Linked DNA regions of Homo sapiens: all the other regions are linked to region 2. The links are chromatin contacts, found by Hi-C or POLR2A ChIA-PET in ENCODE. All regions are on one chromosome and are shown on one strand. Each heading gives the region's core, a stretch centred on a gene start or an enhancer-like site at or near the end of the contact. The rest is flanking DNA. Distances are from core to core; before and after follow the strand shown. Region 1 holds the start of SUCNR1 (succinate receptor 1). Region 2 holds the start of SELENOT (selenoprotein T). Region 3 holds the start of HLTF (helicase like transcription factor). Region 4 overlaps LINC02917 (long intergenic non-protein coding RNA 2917).

Region 1 (5,459 bases), core at 62-2,561, 1.3 Mb before region 2:
AGCTTTTTAATTGTTTGTTTTTATAGTCATCACAATTAAACAAATAACATTTGTAAAATGTTTACTTTTAAGTGCTACCTTAAGGCAAATTTACATGGTAACATGAGAATTTTTTTTAACAAATTACTTTTTTGATTACTAAATAATTTGAGCAAAAATATATATTCACACTGAAAAGATATAATAATTTAACATTTGTAACTTTATTTTTATGTATTCCATACATTACACCAGAAATTAAGGTATTAAAAAGTAATAGTATGGCACAAATTGTGTATTAACTTCTTTAAGAATACCACACACATTTTGAAAAGTTATGGAAGGTAGAATAGAAATGGTTTCTGCAATTTTTCATTTTTCCTAAGTAAATTAATTATTGGGTAATATCATTTTTACACACATAAATGTTAAATTTAATTTTTAGGATGCCTGAAAATTCCCCCAAATACATTATTTTCTAAACATAAAAATATTATGCCCCAGCACAGTGGCTCATGCCTGGAATCCCAACACTTGGAGAGGCCGAGATGAGTGGATCACCTGAGGTCAGGAGTTTGAGACCAACCTGACCAACATGGTGAAACTCCATCTCTACTAAAAAATCCAAAAAAAATAGCCGGGCGTGGTGGTGGGCGCTTGTAATCCTAGCTACTCTGCAGGCTGAGGCAGGAGAATTGCTTGAACCCCAGAGGCGGAGGTTGCAGTGAGCCAACACATGCTGTAAATGTGTCACTCTGGCACTCAGACACTCTAGCCTGGGTGACAAGAGTGAAACTCTGTCTTAAAAAAAAAAAAAAAAAAAAAAAATATATATATATATATATATATGTATGTATATGTGTGTGTGTGTGTGTGTGTGTGTGTGTGTGTATGTATCAAATACATGATTGTTTCAAATCATTTAGGAACTTTAATTTTTCCCCATAAGTAGTTATATTTATTTAGGTAAATCCAATTACTATTTTGTTGAAATATAAGTTGTTGAGATGTTAGCAAATATAATAAATCCTTTTACATAAAATAAAATTAGTATTTGACAACTAAAAGAAGACAGTTAATTTGTTGAAAAATAAACGTAGAGATAAAAATGACTTTTTTTTTTCAATTATTTTGCTGTTTTACATCTATTTATAAAGAATTAATTTAAACACTTAATACTGAAAACCTTAATTGCTCACAGGTCACCTTTAGAAGGAAATCTGGCCTTACTTTATACACTGAGAGGCACAATTTGCCATGTAGCTTACCATTCTGTTGGAAGACTTGATCCCTTGACAGGAACTCTGCCAGCAGCTGGATATAGCTTCTGACCCAGTGTTGTGCCACTGGACATGGTTATTACAGTGTCCTATTTGCATATCCTATTTGCATATCCTGCAGCCAAGATTAATAATTCAAAAGCCCAGGAATAATTTATTCAGTCAAACCTCCCAGTCAGAGATGTTCATGCAGAGGAATTTTTGTGAGGCTTTTATTTTCACATTCACATTTATTTTATTTTCACATGCAGTTTTGCAATTGAATGACAAAAAACAAGTAACTCATTTCACAGGAAACACATTTACCAAATAGATTTTTAGAAAAACACTGTTGAACTTATTTTATCCACTACCAAAGCAACAGAGAAGCATTCCTTATTTTCATTTTATTTGCATATTTACACAATAAGAAGTGGTAAATACTGCTTATATTGGGAATACAGTTGCCTCTGCTTTTCTTCTTTTTTAAAATTAATTTTCTTAGTGAATTCTGTATTGAGAATATAATAACGAAACCTCTGTTTTCAATAACTTTGAGGGAACTATAAAACTGAAATTTTAAAGGGAAACCTGGATATATGCTATGTTGGTGTACTAGCAAAAAGATACTAGAGCTTCAAGTTATTTTCCATTTTATTTTCTGTGCTTAAAATCAAGAAACACATAAAAGATACATCAGATAGCTAGGGATTAGGGAGAGAGATGCTAAGTAAAATAACCTTAATAGATGGCAATTTATATATCCCAATCAATGCTCTGAAAAACATCTGGAAGTACATTACCACCATTTCAGACAGGAAGCACACCTGGCTTTTTCCAAGCATTATATTAGGTTTAGATTCAAGTAAACACTCAGTCTTCTTGATGTGAAGCATAGGGATTATACTAAGAAAGCCCATAATTGTGCAGGCAGCAGTAATTCAATTTAAATGCTATGTAAGTTGAATATTGAGTTAGCAATGACAGGCAGAAGCCCAAAAAGAAGCTCTGTTACAGGCATCCTCCTAACTAAGCATTTCTCCTCACCAATATCTGACAGCTTAAAAACTCAGGAACTCAAAATATATGTATGTATATATACACATACATATATACATACATATGTGTCTATATTACACACTTTATATACATGTGTAAAATATATTTATACATGTATGAATATTTATGTATACAAACATGTGCATTTACATGAAATAAAAATATCTATAATTTGTTGAGTTCTTGTGATGTGGCAGGCAGGTATTACACTAAGTACCTTTATGCATCAAATGCATATAGTAATCCTCTGAGGTTGTTATTATTTAAGATTTTTCTCATTTTGCAGATTAAAAAGCTAAGGTTCAGAGAGGTCAATTAACTTTCTCAAGATTGCAGAATCAATAACGGGAGGGACCAGAGCTTAAGCCTATGTACTTGGATTCTAAAAGCACCGACTCTGATTCTTGACTGCCTACAGAATTGAATGACAATACCCTTGTGCACAACAAAGTCTAAGAATTAATAACAGGTATTTTTCAGTAATGCAATTCTTTTCTACTTTTAGAAGGAAGAAAGGTTAAAACATTATTTTTGTCTATATTTTTAAAAGGGCAAAAAGCATTTGAATAACCAATGCCAGGCTTGTTAATTTTAGACATAAATTAACATGAACCCCTTCCAAGAAACAAAGACAAATGGATGTATTTCACAGGTTTCTGCCACCATTCTGATGGAAGAAAAGAGTAATTCCCCCTTTGTGGGGTGGTGGGAGTTCCCGAGAGCTTCCTCTTTCTTCGTCCCACTTCCTGACTACCATCTCACTCTGGCTGCTAAGACAAAAATTGGTCTATGCTTCTCCTTTTTCATAGAACACGTCATCTAGACTGTAGCCTGGTAGCCTTGTTTCCCTCCCAAGTCCTACTTCCTGTTTCCTCCGAATGCTCTCAGTTGAGATACTAGAGTGTTACTGGGAAAGACTTACTAAAAGGTCACGAGTATTTCTGCTACAAAGCTTTATGCAGGTCTGCAAAATGATAGCTGCACGGGAACAAGGCTGGATTCAGAATTATGACCCTGTGAGCAGGGTGGGTTTCATGGTATGCTACTGTGTAGTCTCACAGTGCTTCACACTCAAAAAAGATCACACAGTTGAGTTAATGCTCTACTGTCACATTCTTAATTAAAATGTTTCATAACTTCTTAACAAGGGACCCCATATATTTCTTTTGCACTGGGCTCTACTAAATATGTAGCCAGTTCTGCCTGTGAGAGTAGAAACCTCCTCAGAAACTATTTCTATTCAGTATAGCACATCAAATTTTGAGGGGGCAAAGTTTTTTTGTTTTGTCTTTTTTTTTTTTTTACATATAACATGTTGAGATGCACTGCTTGAGAATCAATGGAAGTTTGAAAGGCAGTGAAAGTTTGCAGTACTGGCCGGGCATGGTGACTCACACCTGTAATTTCAGTACTTTGGGAGACCAAGGCAGGCGGATCACTTGAGTCCAAGAATTGGAGACCAGCCTGGGCAAAGTGGCAAAACTCTGTCTCTACAAAAAATGCAAAAATTAGCTGGGGCATGGTGGTGCGTGCCTTTAGTTTCAGCTACTCGGGAGGCTTGAGGATGGCCTGAACCTGGGGAGGCCGAGGCTGCAGTGAGCCATGATTGTGCCACTGCCCTCCAACCTGGGAGACAGAGTGAGACCCTGTCTCAAAAAAAAAAAAAGTTAAGTACAACAATGAACACTTTTTAAAATATATATTTTTTAAAAGCTTGTAGTACTGTTTGCTAAGAGGTAGTATAACACAGTGTTTAAGAGCATAGGTCCTGGAGGCAAACTGCTTTGTTTCAAATATTGGCTTCACTACTCACTAGCTTTCAGTTTTTGTATTTGTAAAACAGGGATAATGAGAGTTACCAATCTTATGAATTGTTATGTATATAGCAGAAGTACATATGCTACATAGTATGAGGTACTAGTATATACGTACACTGTATAATATGAGGTACATATTAGTTGCTAAATAATTGTTGGCTATTACAGAAATTTATAATGAATGAGAGAAGACTTTCTCTAAAATAATAATGGTAATTCAGTGCCATTGATGTTAGAATACTTGCTGCCCAGAAATATCCATTTAAAAGGTCCTTATAAAAGCCAACATGATAAAAAGATTAGTGAGTTCTAATCCTGGCTTTGCCTTTTACTAGTTTGTGTGATCTTTGAAAAAAAATCACATAACCTGATTTCCTTGTTTGGAAAAGGGGAATAATAATTCCTACCCATCAAACTCATAATGTTCATAGTATCAAATTATATAATGTTTGAAAATGCAATGGGCTTGAAATTGAAGAGCAGTTCATGTAAACCAGGCAAACTAATCAGGAAATTCAAGAGGAAAAAGAAAATGGTGGGAAATATAATATAAATATTAATTAAATCCAATGCTAGTAATAACTTCTGCTGGGTCCGGTGGCTCACACCTATAATCCCAGCACTTTGGGAGGCCAAAGCAGGAGGGTCACTTGAGCTCAGGAATTCAAAACCAACCTGGGCAACATAGCAAGACCTCCTCTACTAAAAATCGAAAAAATTGGCTGGGAGTGGTGGAACACACCTGTAGTCCCAGCTACTCAGGTGGCTGAGGTGGGAGGATCACTTGAGCCCAGGATGTCAAGACTGTAATGAATTATGATGGCATCACTTTACTCCAGCCTGGGTGGCAGAGTGGGATCCTGTCTAAAAAAAATTAATAATAACTTCTACTAACATTTTTTCAGCATTCACTCTATAATAACACAGTGTATGCAGTGATTCTTTTAATATTCACAATAATTTAATGCAGTGGATATTATTAATATCACTCATTTTCAGTTGAAGAAATCAAGGCCTAATAAAGATTAAATAAATGATCCACAAATACACAGCTAATACATGATTTGGCTGTATAATTTGAAGCCTTATCTGTTTGACTCCTGAATCCAAACTCTTCTCCATTATTCTCCTGAGTCACTCATGGTAAAGATGAAAATATTAGATTGAAACATAAAATTATTGATATTGGAACATTTTTACCTTATATATGGCAATTTTATATAGTTTAGTAAAATAAATTTAAAACTAACACTAAATTTAATTATTAGTTATAAAACTTATTGATTATCAAATTTAATAATTTAAATCTTCCAACTTCCAAAAAGAATAGAACATTTTAGATAAA
Region 2 (5,891 bases), core at 2,815-5,314:
CAGCATTTTACTACTAATCTTGATGAGTATCAACATCCAAATCAACCTTAGGTCTTTATTTTCTTGCTGTCACACTATGAAAGCCAAGGCTGAATAGTTGTAAATTTAAATAAAAATCTGTTTTGGTACAGTTGTTTCATTTACCTCTTAAAACTACATTTAGAAGTTGGCTGTCCTAAAATTACAGCAGTAGATTCTCAAACTAACAAAACTTTGAAAATCCCGCCATATTCTACTTATGTTTTGAAATCTCAATTTCATTTAATCTACTATTCTCAGCAATTCAGTTGTCAAATGTTCAAGTAAATATTAACTGTAAAGGGTTGTAGCCAATAATCTCTTTAAACTGCAACTAATTAAATGCTGTAGATCTGATTACATGTTAAATCGCATATACGGAGAAAGTATGTATGACAAACATCATGCCTAAGAGTAACTATCAATACAAATTTATAAAAATCAATAAAAGGAAAACACAAAAAGGGAATTTCAGCCGGGGGCAGTGGCTCAAACCTGTAATCCTAGCACTTTGGGACGCCAAGGTGGGTAGGTCACTTTGAGGTCAGGAGTTCAAAATCAGCCTGGCCAACATGGTGAAACCCCGTCTCTACTAAAAATACAAAAATTAGCCAGGCGTGGTGGTGCACACCTGCAGTCCCAGCTACTCAGGAGGCTGAGGCATGAGAATCTCTTGAGCCCAGGAGGCAGAGGTTGCAGTGAGCTGAGATCACACCACTGCACTCTAGCTTGGGCAACAAAGCAACACTGTCTCAAAAACAATGGAATTTTAAGCTCTGATTAGAGAACTTCCTTTTTCTATGTTAAGTGTTAAACGTCCAAATAAGCAGAATAAATTTTTTTCCAAGTATGAAGCCAATATAATCAAAAGTATCTAATTATATTGCTCAATCAACATAATAAACCACAGACTCAGATACACAAGTAATACTGTGCCAGTCTGGTAGACTTCTTGAGATGGTCACATCTTTAGCATGCTTAATTCCTGGCATACAGCAGGTATTACACACAGCCTGGGCAACAAGGCAAGACCAGGTCTCTACAAAAAATATGAAAATTAGCCAGGCGTGGTGGTGCGCGTCTGCAGTCCCAGCTACTTGGGAGGCTGTGGTGGGAGGATTATCGGAACTCAGGAAGTCAAGGCTCCGTGATCATGCCATTGCACTCCAAACTGGGTGACACAGCGGGACTCTGTCTCAGCAAAAAAAAAAAAAAAGGAAGAAAGAAAGGAAAAAAAAAAACGAGAATAGGAAACTCTGTCGTAAGCTACTCTACAAGCTTGATCTCTCAGCACTATGTTGCTATTGTGTTGACTAACAATTGCAAAAGTGGTACAATTACCAGGTGATATATTGAGGTATAGTTATTTTTGATAAAATACTCATGATCACTATAAGGGGAAAAAGTCAGTGGAAATGAAGGTAAAATAGTTCTCTTTTGATTGTTAGCAGTGGTAATTAATGAAAAGCTGCATTTTATAATACTGACTTCAAATGGAATTTTAAAATTCTCATGTTTATCCTCAAACGTATTAGCTTCCTGTCCTTTCTCAAACAAACTTGCAAATTAATGTCCACAAGATTCTAGCAAAACCAGAAACCCAATATTCACTTTACCATAAACAGATTAATCTCTGGGGGGAAAAGCAACAAACAACAAGCTAAGTTGATCTGTATTTGGTGGGTCTTATTAATAACGTTATTTCCCATCTACAGATTAAACAAAAAATGATCTCCGGTGGATAGTGTCAGAAAAATAAAAATAAAAATAATTTTTTAAATGGAAGCATTTTTGTTATATAACATGCTCAGAGTGACTGTAAAAGAAAATTATTAGACTTTTGGGACAGGTCTGTACTTAAAAACAAAGAAAAACAAAGTATCAAAAGTTTAACTGAAGTACTTACTACTTTTTTTTTAAGTTTAATTTGAAGGACTGAATGCCCTTCCCTACGTTTGTTTACACATTTTGAAAACCTTGCTATGAATAGCCTTGGTGGAAGATACACCTGGTAAATTATTGTGACAAGTGTTCCAAAAAAAGCAAACGTAAAAGGGGTATTTTGGAAAAGCAAAAATACAACCAAGAGATAAAAGTAGGATACAGAAAAATTAAATAATTTGAAAACTGCAATTTTTTAACACTTAAATCCGTAAGTATCACAACCCTTAACAATCTTTAGGTTAGTAAGATGATTACCACCTTCTAATTTAAAAATTAAGGAAAAAAGTTAATGGATAAACCATTCTCCCATTTGCAGTATTACATGAAAGATGATATATTCCAGAAACATAGTACATTGTACAGGGAGGTTTTTTTTTTTTTTTTTGAGACGGAGTTTCGCTCTTGTTGCCCAGGCTGGAGTGCAATGGCGCGTTCTCGGCTCACCGCAACCTCCGCTTCCCGGGTTCAAGCGATTCTCCTGCCTCAGCCTCCCAAGTAGTTGGGATTACAGGCATGCGCCACCACGCCAGGCTAATTTTTGTATTTTTAGTAGAGATGGGGGTTTCTCCATGTTGGTCAGGCTGGTCTCGAACTCCCGACCTCAGGTGATCCGCTAGCCTCGGCCTCCAAAGTGCTGGGATTACAGGCGTGAGCCAGCGAGCCCGGCCTTGTTTGTTTTTAATCAGGAGAAATTGCAATGTTTTAGTTTTCACTCAAAAAAATAAAGTCTCACCATCTTATTTTCTAACTCAAACATCACCTTAAGCCGATTTTTAAAAATTATTTTAAAGGTTTGCTTGGTCTTCAGTGAGTAAGTAAAAAGCTAGTTGGAGAAGTAGAAAATCAAAACTTTAATATACTAATACATGAAGTTCTTAAAAGAAGGTTTTAAATGAATGATGTCCAACACCAACATTCCAATGTATCCGGACTCTGATGATTTACTAATCTGGCTATTCTGGGATGGTCGGTTTATCCTGAGAAAATGTCATCTTTGGAGGTGTAAGATTCTCATTTCTATAATTTTACAATTTTGGTGTTTTTTCCCCCATCTTCAGAGCCTTTCAATCCCCACCCGCAACCCCACTTACCGTATAAAATGCATCATTGCCCTGCTTCTAACGATTAGGTTAAAAACAAAATCATTTAAAGAACACTGTCGAAAACTGCCGAGATCTGCTGGATACACAAGACAACTGAAAGGTAGAAAGAGATGCCAGAGCAGGCAACTCCTGGGAGGCAGGTGAGGAGGGAATGCGAGCGAACTGTCAATGTTTAGAAGAACAACGTGCTCCTTTTCTGACACTTTGGAAATGGCAAACAGAACCAGCATCCCCAGACCTTCCTTCCACCCCCTCCAGCTGTCAGACGCCCCATTCGCAAACTCAACAGTCCCCCCAGCAAGTTCAGGAGAAAAACGGCGTCTGTCACTCCCGGATCCTCTCCAATGACCCGAATTAACCTTCATCTAGCCAGGCAGCGAAGCCGCCCGGCATTACCCCGGAAAAGAGGGCAGAAAAAGTGAACTGACAAACGGTTGGCGCTCCTCCGCCGACGCGGCGCCTACTCATCCCCATCTCCGCAGGCAGCCGGGGTGGCTATGGCGTGACGCCGCCAACCAGTCCTCCGTACTAACAGGTGTCCCCCAGTCTTCGCCTTTCAGCGTTTAACCTTCTCGCGCCCTCCTTCCCCATTCCCACTGTTCTAGGAGGCAAAAAACAAGTGAGCAGTTATACCTGGAAAAGGAGGGCGGCCTGACCGCGCTAAGGGGCCGCGAGAAGGCTGGCTGTGGAAGGGCGCCGGCACAGTTCTACGAGGCCAGCGAAGATGCGGCCATTTAGGCCGCGAAGCCGGGGCCTCGCGTAGCCAATGGCGCCGAGCAGAGGCGCGGCGGGGTGGCCGGGGCCCAGTGCACATACTCACCAAATCTGGAACTTGAGCAGCGGCCCCGTGGCGTACTGCATCTTTAATCTCTTGCTGGGCACGCCGCCCAGATTGGCCGAGGCCTCGCTCCGGACCATCGCAGACGCCGCCACTAGGAGAAGCAGCAGAAGCCTCATCTTAAATGAGCCAGCCACTTCGGCCGCCCTCAGACAGACTGCAGCCAGCCCAAAGCCCAGGAGCGAGCTGCTCCCCACTGCGCAGGCGCGATCAGCCAAGGTCGGGGGAGGGGAGCAGTAATGCGCCTGCGCGGCCCGGCGCCCGCGCACACTCCTGGAGTGAAGAGCCGACCTGTTTCACTGTCCTGACTCACCACCATCTTGGTAGTGTGCAAGACTCTGGGACGGCATGAGAAAGGCAGAAAGGGAGCAAAGGAGCTGGTGGGGTGTCACAGGGCCTATGTATGAGGCAGATGTGAGTTCTGCATCCAGTTTTGCAATTTATCCATTTACCTGCCTGAGACTTGGAAACACCTACTTTATAGTCCTGATTCAAGTGTTGGCGGATGGAAGGGAGGAGACTCCTGACCCTCAGAATGGTAATGCTGAAATTTTTTGGGTGCGCTGTTATGGCCTTTTCTTTGATCTTACAATATTGCTTTCTCCTGAAAGAATATTAAACATAAGTTTTAGGAAACCTTTGGACAATTCCAAACATATCCAAAAATAGAATAACTACCTTAGCAAGCTTTAACAGTTACTATACATTTTGACAATCTTGATTTGTCTATATCTCTAAACACTTCTTCCCTTCCTAGGCATATTTGGAAGCAAATCTCAGACATCATATCATTTCATCTGTATATATATATTTTTAAACACGGTCTCACTGTCACCCAGGCTGGAGTTCAGTGGCGTGATCATAGCTTACTGCAGCCTCACACCCCTGGGCTCAAGCAGTCCTGCCTCAGCTTCCCAAGTGGTTAGGAATACAGGCACAGGCAACTATGCCTGGCTTACAATTATTTAAGCACATATTTCTAAAAAAGAATTATTATTAAAAAGAAAAAAAATTGACCACAGTGTTTCACATGTCCGTGTGAAGAGACTACCAAACAGGCTTTGTGTGAGCAACACAGCTGTTTATTTCACCTGGGTGCAAGCGGGCCGAGTCCGAAAAGGGAGTCAGCAAAGGGTGGTGGGATTATCATTGGTTCTTATAGGTTTTGGGATAGGCGGTGGAGTTAAGAGCAATATTTTGGGGGCAGGGGTTGGATCTCACAAAGTACATTCTCAAGGGTGGGGAGAATTACAAAGAACCTTCTTAAGGGTGGGGGAGATTACTGATCAACAAAGTACATTGATCAGTTAGGGTGGGGCAGAAACAAATCACAATGGTGGAATGTTATCAGTTAAGGCTATTTTCACTTCTGTGGATCTTCAGTTGCTTCAGGCCATCTGGATGTATATGTGCAGGTCACTGGGGATATGATGGCTTAGCTTAGGCTCAGAGGCCTGACATTCCTGTCTTCTTATATTAATAAGAAAAATAAAACAAAATAGTGGTAAAGTGTTGGGGCAGCGAAAATTTTTGGGGGTGGTATGGAGAGATAATAGGCGATGTTTCTCAGGGCTGCTTCGAGCGAGATTAGGGGCGGCGTGGGAACCCACAGTGGGAGAGATTCAACTGAAGAAAGATTTGGGGGTAAGGGGTGATATTGTGGGGTTGTTAGAAGGAGCATTTGTCGTATAGAATTATTGGAGATGGCCTGGATGCAGTTTTGTATGAATTGAGAAACTAAATGAAAGACACAAGGTCCGAATAAAAGAAGGAGAAAAATAGGTATTAAAGGACTAAGAATTGGGAGTACCCAGGACATCCAATTAGAGAGTGTCCAAGGGGGTTCAACGTTGTTGTCTGCTTGGTTGGAGAGTTTTTGGGCTCTATCTCTATCCTTAAGTTTTTTTATGTTGTCATATACCAGGCCAGATTGATTTAGGTAAAAACAACACTCTTCATTTAAAAATATACAAAGTCCTCCTTTTTCA
Region 3 (5,257 bases), core at 738-3,237, 1.5 Mb after region 2:
GCTCTGTTGCTCAGGCTGGAGTGCAGTGGCTTGATCTCGGCTCACTGCAACCCATGTCTCCCTGGTTCAAGCGATTCTCCTGCCTCAGCCTCCCAAGTAGCTAGGACTACAGGTGCGTGCCACCACGTCTGCTTAATTTTTGTATTTTCTTAGTAGAGTCAGGCTTTCACCATGTTGGCCAGGCTGGTCTCGAACTCCTGACCTCAGGTGATCCACCCAACTCGGCCTCCCAAAGTGCTGGGATTATAGGTGTGAGCCATTGCGCCTGGCCAGTCTTAAGTCTGAAAGAGCTATGTTCTCATATTTGGAATTTTTTCTTTGTCTAGTGAGCATGACTTTCTTACTCTTACAAAACATCAATTTGAGCAATTTCTGGCATATTTTCCAAGAATTTATTTAAAATCTGGCATACTAAAAGCTGAACTGTATTGCCATTTGCCTCAACACACTTCAAGAAGAACATACAACAATTAAAATAATTTGAAATGCCATTGTCTTTATCTTCCTCATCAACTTTGGTCAAATGAAATAATACATTGTTTCAAATTCTATTGCTCATCCATGGTTCATGATTAGAGATCACTACAGTTTATTTACGATAATGAACAAATGTGTCTTGAAAAGCTGACTACCGGCCTGGCACGGTGGCTCATGCCTGTAATCCCAGCACTCTGGGAGGCCGAGGCGGGCGGATCACCTGAGGTCAGGAGTTCAAGACCAGCCTGGCCAATATGGTGAAACCCCGTCTCTACTAAAAATACAAAAATTAGCTGGGCGTGGTGGCGGGCTCCTGCAATCCCGGCTACTCCGGAGGCTGAGGCAGGAGAATCGCTTGAATCCGGGAGGCGGAGGTTGCAGTGAGCCAAGATCACCCCCATTGCACTCCAGCCTGGGGGACAGAGCAAGACTCCATCTCAATAAAAAAGAAAAAAAAACAAAAAAAAGAAAAAAGAAAAGCTGACCACCTAATATTATTGTGCTGACAGGCGTGTAACATGGACCTCTCTGTGACGCGCAAGTATTATCTGGCAGTTACATGGTGCCGCCTGTGCAGCTGGGCGCCACCACCAGCTTCCTGCCCTGTGCGATTAAAAGGCCAGCTTCGGGGACAGCAGCCTCCTCAACGCAAAGCGACCAGCCCTGCCAGGCGTCGGCTGCAGCTGGTCCAAGGTTGACGGTCCCAGGGCCGCATTCTCCTTCCGGTCACCTCAGACTCTGGAAAGAGAGCCATGGAGGGCCTCAGAGCGCCCCTCTGCAGTTCCTTGAGGAAAACAAGGGCCTCCCCCTCTTGGCTGGAGCAGCCAAGTGCCCACGGGGAAAATGGTCCCGTCCACCATTTCAGGCAAACGCCCCCATAGCTGTAATAAACATGTGATGGGTTTCCTGCACCAAGAAAGGAAAATTTTCCTTAAAAATAACAAAAAGAGGTGGGGAGGGGACTCTAAGTTCCATTTAAGATTTTCCAAACTCGTTGTGTCTCATGCATACGCTGAGGCTTAACATGAAAATTTGGAGCGAAAGTCCCCACGGTTCACCACAGGGAATGAAGTAAAGTATCTCGCCGGTAGCTCTAGGTCTCGTAAACCGTGGAGCTCCTTTAGTATAAGGCCCTATTATGTGCCACATTAGATGAGAAGAAAATAAGAGGAAGGATACGGTAGAGCCTTTAGAATGGGGTTCAGTCTTAGGACTCGTAGGATAAAGGAAGGTCGTTTCCCTCCGTTTGAGGCAGGGAATCAAACAAAACACCGGCACCGCAGGCACCGCAGTCGCACTCCTGGGGCCTCGTGGCTTTCCCGCGCGCCCGCCTTGGGGGCGGGGAAGAACCCGGATGGAACCACCCTTGCAGCCCGGACCCCCCGCCGTCTTTGAATGGCAGCGGGGCGGAGTTGCCCTCCCTTCTGTGCTCTGACTGGTTTGGCTCCGCACTCTCCTCTTCGTGATTGGGCTTTCCTAGTGCCAGTCACAGAGCGACGCTGGTCTCCCAGATTGTTGCAGAAGGAGACGGCGTCGACGTCTGACTGGACTCGCGGCGACTTACCTTTCAGTCGTGCGCTCCTGATCCGGCGCTCGGAATTTGTCCCCGGCTTCAGGGCTGCGGGGCCTGGAAGGAGGCGTATCGAGGCGGCTCGAAAACGATCCAGGGGAGCCGAGGCGCTCCTCTTGTCATCCCACTCAGCGCCATGTCCTGGATGTTCAAGAGGTGAAGGGGGCGGAGGGGGTGGGGCGCTCGGTCTAACGGCCTGGAGGCGTCCCCAAATGAACCTGACCTTCCCCGCGTTCCTCTGCGTTCCCTGGGCGATTTGTGCAGCTGTATTCGTTCTGTTGGTCGCATATGTGGCCGCCGGAGAAATAAATGCATTGTCTTCGCTGGCGAGTAGGGGCTCCTAGGGCGAGTCCCGTGTTAGGGACTTGGGAAATCTCTGTCACCGACTGTGGGGGGCCTGGGGCTTAAAGCATCTCGGCCAGTGCTTTATTTAACAAAACATCCATTAGATACCCACTGTGCGCCAGGCATTGTGCTCGGTGGAGGGCCGAGTAAGACAGTCCTTGTCCCCAAGTGGCTCACAGCTTATCTGTATGCACAGACGTGCAGATAAGTATTTGCAGAGGCGCTAGTAGAGATATGCGCCACTTGCAAGGAAAACGCATCGCAAATAAGCGACTGTTCTTAGGAGAATGGAAACTTTTTGCAATGCTCCAGTAGACTCCCCTTCACTTTTCATTGTCCAAATTGGTATTTATGGTCATTCCCGAAACAGTTACACCTAATGGGTTTGGGGTTATGCTTAAACCGGCGACGGAAGGCGGGTACGGGTGGCTTGGGGCCAATTTCCCACGGTGGCGTGGTTTGGATACCAGAATAGGTGTTCTGCTCGCAGGGAGTTACAGTGATGGATGCTGGATGTATTTTCTGGAAAATTATAAACAACTTCTGGTACATTAATAGTTGTATTTTTATAAGTCTTTTATATAGCTCAATCCCTATTGAAATTTTGGCATATGATTTCATTTTTTAAATTATTTTTTTGACATGGAGTCTCGCTCTGTCGTCCAGGCTGGAGTGCAGTGGCACAATCTCGGCTCGCTGCAACCTACGCCTCCCGGGTTCAAGTGATTCTCCTGCCTCAGCCTCCCGAGTAGCTGGGATTACATATGGGCGCCACCACGCCTGGCTAATTTTTGTATTTGTAGTAGACAGGGTTTCACAATGTTGGCCAGGTTGGTCTCAAATTCCTGACCTCAGGTGATCCACCTGCCTCTGCCTCCCAAAGTGCTGGGATTCCAGGCGTGAGCCACCGCATCCGGCCCATAATTGTAGTTACAGACATCATATACATATCAATTTAGATGATTTTCACTGGGAAAGAGGTTAGTGAACTCTGACTAGGCTTTTCATTTTGAATACCTAGGGGGCAGGTAGAAGAGCCAATATTGAAAACAGGTAGAGTTCCTAGAAGCCTTCTCCACTCACTGCAATTCCTGCTTTAACGAGAGTAACTATTAATCTTTACCGTGATTCCCATGTAAGATTTCATTTGCTGAAGTAAAGCATGAGAAAACTACTCATATGGTCTTTGGAAATACTTAAATATTATATTGTTTTTCTTTGCCTTTAAAAAAAAATAGGGATCCAGTTTGGAAGTACTTGCAGACTGTCCAGTATGGAGTTCATGGAAATTTTCCACGCCTCTCATATCCAACTTTCTTTCCACGTTTTGAATTCCAAGATGTTATCCCTCCAGATGACTTTCTAACTAGTGATGAAGAAGTAGATTCCGTTTTATTTGGAAGTTTGAGAGGTCATGTGGTTGGACTACGCTATTACACGGGAGTAGTGAGTATAATAGTAGATAATTAAATTTTGATTATATTTCTGGCGTTAACCTAGAAAATAAGAGAATTCGCAGGTGATGTGTGCGGTTAATCTTTATTTTACTTTAAGTTAGTTAAATATTTGTACGCAAAAAATAACAAATACCTTAAGTGACCCTCCCACCTCAGCCTCCCAGAGTGTTGGGATTACAGGAATGAGCCAATATGCTTGGCCTCAGTGCGTTATGTTTGGTTATTATGGGTAGCACCCCACCCCCACACCCCAGCGCCTTGTTCATGTCATCGATTTGTTGCAAAAAGGAGATCGTTTTGTGGAATCTTCTGGATTTTATTCTTTCATTTCTCCGTATGTTTCTTATGTTTAAGCTTCTCAATAGGGTGTCTGAAGCATGTTCGACAGGAGATTCCTTAGGAGTTTCATGTTCTGGATTTGTTTTTCTCCTGTATTTCCTTTACATTGGAACGTTTCAAATTGTTTTTTGATTGTCTGAAATGTGTTGTCTAGGAGATTCCTTAGGAAGAGACAATATTTCCTAAGTTTTTATATTTTCATACTTGTGGCATTTTATGAATGACAGTTTCATAAAATGAAAGTTATGAAGGACTTAATGACAGTTGGGCTGAATTTAAAATCTTTGTAATATATCTTTGTAATAAAATCTTTGTAATAAAATCTCCATATCCTAATGTTGCATAGAATTCTCAGGCCAGTGTGATTTTCTTTCACTTAAGTGAATTGGATTTTTTTTTTTTTCTTTTTTTTTGAGACCAAGTTTCGTTTTGTTGCCCAGGCTGGAGTGCAGTGGCCTGATCTGGCCTCACTGCAATCTCTGCCTCCCAGACTCAAGCAATTCTCCCAATTCAGCCTCCTGAGTAGCTGGGACTGCTGGCGTTCACCACCATACCCAGCTAATTTTTGTATTTTTTTTTTTTGTATTTTTTTTTAGGTTTTGGCATGTTGTCCAGGCTGATCTGGAACTCCTGGGCTCAAGTGATCCGTCCGCCTTGGCCTCTCCAAGTGCTGGGATGCTGCACCCGGCCTCTAATTTTTTCTAATAGATTCTTGAACTCTATCAGTTCTTATTTCACATCTATATATTCTCTGGCTCTCATATGCATTTCTGAGCTTTTCTGTTTCAGATTTGTGCTAATTTTTCAAAACTTACATTGCTTTCGATAATTATTTTATACCACCATGAAATACTAGATTATGGTAGTTATTGATCTTAGAACAATCAGTATTTTTGATCTGAGAATAATCTCTATGACTTCGGTAAACTCTAGTGTGTGTTGATAAAAAGTAATCATCAGTTTTCTTATTTTGCCAAATATATATACTTTAAATTTTATTTTTTTCCAGGAACACTATGTTGAGATATCATTTATTTTATAATTAATGCATGTTCTTTTATTTGTTTTT
Region 4 (5,562 bases), core at 3,022-5,521, 1.6 Mb before region 2:
CCCAGCTGTGTACACATAACAAAGGTTATCAATAAATAATGTATTCATCTACTGGATTGCAGTGAAAGCCCCGATTACTTTTCTCCTATGTTTGGACTAAAGGTATTGGCTTTCTTCAGATATAACCAAGGAATATGAAATGCATTTAGGGAAAAGATCAAAAAGTACATGGAGGCCTGGCTAGTAAGAAGGAATATTATAATTTGCCTTCATATGATAACACTGTAACTGCTTAAGTACTCCTCAAAAATAACTTTTCATGGTATGTCTTTACTGATCCACTAAGAACTCTTACAGTATTAAATATTTTACACTATCAAAATTCTGGAGAATGCATCCTTTCCTATGTAACCCTCTATTTGATAAGATAAAAGAATTTTGCCATTCATTGTGCCTTACACAAATGGTTTATCTTATCAAAACAAATAGTGCTCTAAAAACAGGATTTTTTTTTAAGTAAGCAAGATCTTTTTTAGATGCATGTTTTGTGCCTACATGTGTTCTATATAATCAGCAGTTATAGTCATAATACTTTATGTAATTATTTAATTTCCAAAGTTTTAGCTGACATATAGCAGTATACCTGAAAAATATTAATAAAGCTTTTTGAGCATATTCTCTTTCATCCTCAAAAACAAGGTACCTAATATAATTTTATTATGCTTTGATTTAGAAACCATATTAATTAACCTGTTAGAACACAGAAATGTAGGATTTTAGGGCTGACATGGACATAAGAATTGTTTAGTTCAACTGTCTTTAAAGATTTTGCAAGAGAGGGTCTCTAGATGAAAAATTTGCTTGGATTCACATAGCAGCTGTGAATAAAGAATTGATAGAGGAATTTGAATATGAACAAAGTAATTAAAATTTAAAATCTGAAATATTCTTTCAATGACTATATAAACCTCTGTCCATCTATCATATGTATTTTGTGTAATGTTAGGAAATGGTATTTCCCTTCTTGGAAAATATTTTTAGTACCATAGGAATATAAAGATACAAAAGTCTTTTTTATTTCTGTTTACTCAACAAATATTTATAGAAAATTATTTCCTTCCTAACAATAACAAAATGGTATATCAATGAACATTTTCATAAGAACAATATACAATATAAACTTGTAAAACTATTCATGAGTCACTTAGTGAATGATAGTGAATTTTTGATATTTTAATTAATTCTTCTGTTGCCAAAGCCACAGCTGTACAAACTCTGTAATTATGAGACTGAATATGCATTGTAATTGTGTCTTTTCTCATTAGTTCTATTTTTCAAGCAATGGCAATTTAAATAGATATTTGTATTGCAGTGCTTTTCCCAGGAGAGATTATAAACAAATAAAGCAGGGATAGCTATATGATGAACTATTATGCAGCCATTAAAAACTATGTTATTAAATTATTTTCTAATGACAAAAGAAAAAGAATATGGTATTATTTCAAGTGAAATAACCCATTTAGAAGCCAATTATGATCACACACACACACACACACACACACACACACACACAGTGAAAGGAAGCCAGTGAAAGGAAGCCTGCAAAAAAAAAATTTTTTTTGAGAATACTAACAATGTGGAGGTTTTTCTGAGTTGCAGAATTTTGGAGGACTTTACAAAAATTCTGCATTTTTAGTATTTCCTACAATGAGCATATTTATTCTTATACACAGGAAAGACTAAAACTAATTTCAAAGAAATATAAACAAAAATATGAAAGTATGAAATATGATAATGCAGGTGCAATTTCAGGCTACTTAAACATTGCATTCAGTAGCATCTTTTCTTTAGAGAATGTTAGGATCTGGGCTAATATGTATTTTATAAGAGAGTATGAGACAAAGGCATTTTTGCTCAGTAAAAGATTAGAAGCATTAGAAGCATTGCAAAGCAGAAGAGACCAATGGAACAGGAAACAAAAGTAAAAGAGTTCAGATAAGGGACTGCTGAGAAAAACAAAAGTGAGTTGCTAACAAGTAGTAAGAGCATTTTCTGAGTGTTTTGGCTTATCATATTAACTTAGACAAAGGTAGAAGGAAATAATATTTCTATAACATCTGTAATATGGCAGCGATTATGCTTGAACATTTTATTTATATCAGTTAAATTTAAGTTGGGTCATATAGGTCTGTTTATTCTCATATTACTTAGATATAATTTACCTCACCCTGGTATGTTACTGAGAAAAGCAGACTGACAAGAAGTAATGAAACCATGATTTAAATTTAGCTTAGTTGGCTGCTAAAACTTATGCTCTTTGCATTTTACTTTCCTTTCTCCGGAGTATTTTGATAAAATAATTAAAAGTACTGTCTGTCTTCCAGGATGATAATGGTTCTGTTATTTGACTATCTGAAAAGAATTTGCTAATTTCTTTTTTCAGATAGAAAAGTAGACTTAGGGAGGGGTTTCATGTAGAAACAGTTCTCTCATGTTCTCAATTTTGCGGCTGAGCAGAAGCCAGTGATATAACAAAAACCAAATGGTCACTGGAGAAAGACAGGCCTCTGTTCAGCTCCCAGATCTCACATTTACTAGATATGTGACATCAGGCAAGCTTCTTAATGTTTCTGAGTTTTAGATTCCTATCTGTAAAATGTACTAACAATACCATCTTATAGAATAATTGTGAAGATAAATGAGAAAAACATTTAAAAGATGCCTAGAAGAAATTACAGCATATCATAGACCTCCAATAAATATTGGCTTTCTTTTCCTTAAGTGCCAGCCCTTGGATACTTTTACAACAAGCTATTAATACTTGTTGTCCAGGACTTTTATCAGTTTCTCCTGAGCTTCCTGCAGCAAGTGGCAGCCTACCTCTTAAATTCCTAGGTGTCTGTAATTATTTTTGAAAAGTCCCTCTTTTTGAGATTTTTCACTGTGGCTTTCTCACTAAATTTTCTAATTTTCTCCATGAGCCTCAGTTTTCCGCTATGAAAATATAGAGACCAAATTCAATAAAGTCATAATCAAGTTTGTACTTGGAGTATATAAAAATTTAGAGAAGGACCCTAAGAAATCTTGAAATTCAAGAAGCAGACAGGATGAATCAGGCTCATATCCTTTAATTTTGCTTAAAACTGCGTTTATTATAATTGTTGTTGGTATTACTATTTTATTTTCAACTTGAATACTTTAGGCAGGGGCATACTTCTCTCTTGTCAAAGTTTCACTACATTCTACTGTGACAGCTTCTCATATTTACATTCCTTACCTGCTCTTAATTTAGTTTAAACTCCTCTTTCAATGGTCTCATCAGGAACACTAGCATCACTTAGATAAACACCAGCATCACTTAGAGACGTATTAGAAATTCTAGGACCTAACCCATACCTAGTGAATCAGAAACTTTGTACATAGGGCCCAACAGTCTTATGTTTTATCATCCAGGAATACTAGCTAATTTTTGAGAAGCTCTATTATAAATAATTACAGTTACATCAATGCCAGCCAGCACTCTGCTTTCTTGACAATAACCCAACCCCCAAAACTCCACAACTCCAGCATTTGTTTACTGCACCATGTGACATGATTGCTTTCTTCAGAGCATTTTCAGCAACCCTGTAATGTCTCCGATTAGCCTGTGTACGGAGAGTTCATTTTTGCAATAATCTTATAAAATCACATGCAAAGCATGTGTTTATGCCTTTCTAGTCTTCTTAATCCATTTGCTGTTTACAATACCCATAAGACTTACAGGGAGGTAAGCAGAGTACTTACCTGAGTGTTCTTTTAAAATATTAACACATTAGTCTTTCCTTCTCTTCTGTCAGGAAGCTGTGACTCATTTTACAGATTAAAAAATAAAAACAAAAACTCAACCAAAACAATCAAAACCAACCAACCAAAACAGAAAACCCCCAAAACCAAGTTCTCAAGGTAACAGAGATTTAAACGGTACATAAATGTTTAAGGTGATATTAAGGGGGATGCCTATATTACACAGGCATATTTGATATCAGCAACTTTTTGGCTTATGGAACAGAGTTTTTGTCTTGTCTTTTTCTAACATCAACATAAACACAAAGTGATGAGCTTCTTCAATTTTTAACATGACTAGTCAATGTGAAATAAAGCAAATATGCTTGTAAAACAATAGGAAATAAAAGAGAGCAAAACTTTCTTTAGATTCACATTTATAAATGTTGCTTTGTTTCACTTGATATTCTCTTCCACAGTTTTTTTTTTTCTAAGTCAAAGAAGCTGTTAACATTACTGATTGAAAGTCCTATTTGCTTCTTCAAGACATGGGAAACTGTGGGCCAGGCAGTCAGAATCTAAATTGTGTTACCTTGTCCAAAGCTTGATGGTGCCCTCACTGATGCTAGCACTAGCTAAAATGTGTTTGTTGACTGCTTACTCATCCTACTCAATGTGAGGAGCCGTTTCAATGAATTTTCTCATTTATTAAGGGTAGATATTTTTCCTAAAGTCAGTCAGACCATATACCTTCTGTGTCTCAATTATTTATGTGGAAGCAAGGGAAAAGTTAGGAACATTTTGCCAAGAGATTTTTTAATATAAGGAACAAAAGTTTAATACAAAAAGAAGTGAATGTGATGCAATTACTATGATAGATAAACAGAATTTCTTTGCAAAATAATATTTATTCTTCATCTCCTAATCAGCTTGCAGCAAAGCCAATTTTTTTTCCACCATGAGATAACAAAAAATATCTAGGAATATTGTTTACATTACCTGTGGCACACATGTTTCTTTTTTCAAATCTCAGGAATAGTGTCTATAATATGCTTGGCATGAGAAAAAAATATTTTTGTATGCCTGCTGCTTTACATAGTTAGGTTCATGCATTGAATATTCTTCTGAATAATTATCAAAGTAGAGGATAGAGCACTAAAAGTTATTTTTGGGGCTTGTCAAATACAATTTACGGGAGGCCGTTGGTTTGAACTGAGCTCCTGTACTAGGCCCAAGAGACCAAACCAAAATGGAATTATTCACGTTAAAGCTCCATACTACCAAGCTGAAACCAAGTTGTTTATCTAACCTTCCAAGCAATCAGGAGAGAGAGAGATAATATTCAAATCCCCAAACAGGCCAGTTTCAGTGGGCATGACAAGGAAGTCCCCTTCACTTTAACCTTTAACTTTGAAGCAACCAATCCATTTTTTTTGTTGTTGTTCTGTTTCTTCTTTCTTCAGCCCTTTTCTGTCTATAAAGCCAAATTTCTCTGCTTGGCTCATCAAAACATCCATTCTATTTTATAAAACAACGTGTTGCCTGATGCTAGAATCACAAGTAAAAGCTAATTAAGATCTTAATTAAATTTGTGGTAATTTTGTCTTGTGACAGGTATATTTTCTTATTATTTTCATCATCACCACTCAGTACAGTTATAGGATGCATGTTGAAATCATAAATGATTGCTAATATACATTAGTTTGATTTATCATTTGTGTAGTTTGTTTGAAAGAAAGTCTCAAAATGGATGAAGGATCTGAAGTAGACTATTATTCATCTTCAGAGATTAAGTAGTAAGAGTTTAAAACTGAGCAGCAACACAAAATAACCCTATTAGGAATGACATCTGAGTCACAA

What was found. A loop is a pair of places that touch in the nucleus more often than their neighbours do. ChIA-PET counts read pairs that join two places held with the same protein, here RNA polymerase II (POLR2A). Pooled maps may share reads with other maps.
Region 1: a loop to region 2 is called in a map with no recorded cell type, with 7 times the contacts of the local background. The contact joins the promoter of SUCNR1 here to the promoter of SELENOT in region 2. A Hi-C loop is called at or near these places in 3 of 37 single-sample maps with no recorded cell type and 2 of 50 pooled maps.
Region 3: a loop to region 2 is called in a map of naive thymus-derived CD4-positive, alpha-beta T cell, with 31 times the contacts of the local background. The contact joins the promoter of HLTF here to the promoter of SELENOT in region 2. A Hi-C loop is called at or near these places in 1 of 168 maps with a recorded cell type or tissue (naive thymus-derived CD4-positive, alpha-beta T cell) and 7 of 50 pooled maps. POLR2A ChIA-PET finds 5 or more read pairs at or near these places in 1 of 52 experiments (GM10248).
Region 4: a map of naive thymus-derived CD4-positive, alpha-beta T cell shows a loop between it and region 2 (9-fold over the local background). The contact joins the enhancer-like site here to the promoter of SELENOT in region 2. A Hi-C loop is called at or near these places in 1 of 168 maps with a recorded cell type or tissue (naive thymus-derived CD4-positive, alpha-beta T cell), 1 of 37 single-sample maps with no recorded cell type and 8 of 50 pooled maps. POLR2A ChIA-PET finds 5 or more read pairs at or near these places in 2 of 52 experiments (CD4-positive, alpha-beta memory T cell and activated B cell).

The regions. Positions count from the first base shown.
Region 1 is chr3:151,869,495-151,874,953 of GRCh38, reverse strand. It overlaps SUCNR1 (succinate receptor 1), which reads right to left and starts at 1,311. Exons shown (of 3, transcript NM_033050.6): 1 at 1,248-1,311. All of the region lies in intron 1 of AADACL2-AS1 (AADACL2 antisense RNA 1), which reads left to right.
Region 2 is chr3:150,601,494-150,607,384 of GRCh38, reverse strand. It overlaps SELENOT (selenoprotein T), which reads right to left and starts at 4,064. Exons shown (of 6, transcript NM_016275.5): 1 at 3,886-4,064. The coding sequence starts at 4,022. LOC124900547 (a long non-coding RNA gene) reads left to right here and starts at 4,202. Exons shown (of 2, transcript XR_007096128.1): 1 at 4,202-4,441. RefSeq lists enhancers at 3,606-3,905, 3,180-3,953, 3,926-4,075, 4,196-4,275.
Region 3 is chr3:149,083,263-149,088,519 of GRCh38, reverse strand. It overlaps HLTF (helicase like transcription factor), which reads left to right and starts at 1,987. Exons shown (of 25, transcript NM_003071.4): 1 at 1,987-2,203; 2 at 3,631-3,838. The coding sequence starts at 2,184. HLTF-AS1 (HLTF antisense RNA 1) reads right to left here and starts at 2,188. Exons shown (of 3, transcript NR_046648.1): 1 at 2,042-2,188. RefSeq lists enhancers at 1,625-2,142, 2,028-2,237, 2,143-2,660.
Region 4 is chr3:152,197,601-152,203,162 of GRCh38, reverse strand. The region is part of intron 1 of LINC02917 (long intergenic non-protein coding RNA 2917); the gene reads left to right. The region is part of intron 1 of LOC101928166 (a long non-coding RNA gene); the gene reads left to right. Among named protein-coding and RNA genes, the nearest start is that of LINC02917, 5.0 kb to the left of the region's middle. RefSeq lists a silencer at 1-183. Within about 2 kb of position 4,271, at least 7 of the 41 ENCODE cell types and tissues checked have a DNase peak (open chromatin) inside an H3K27ac peak, as active enhancers do.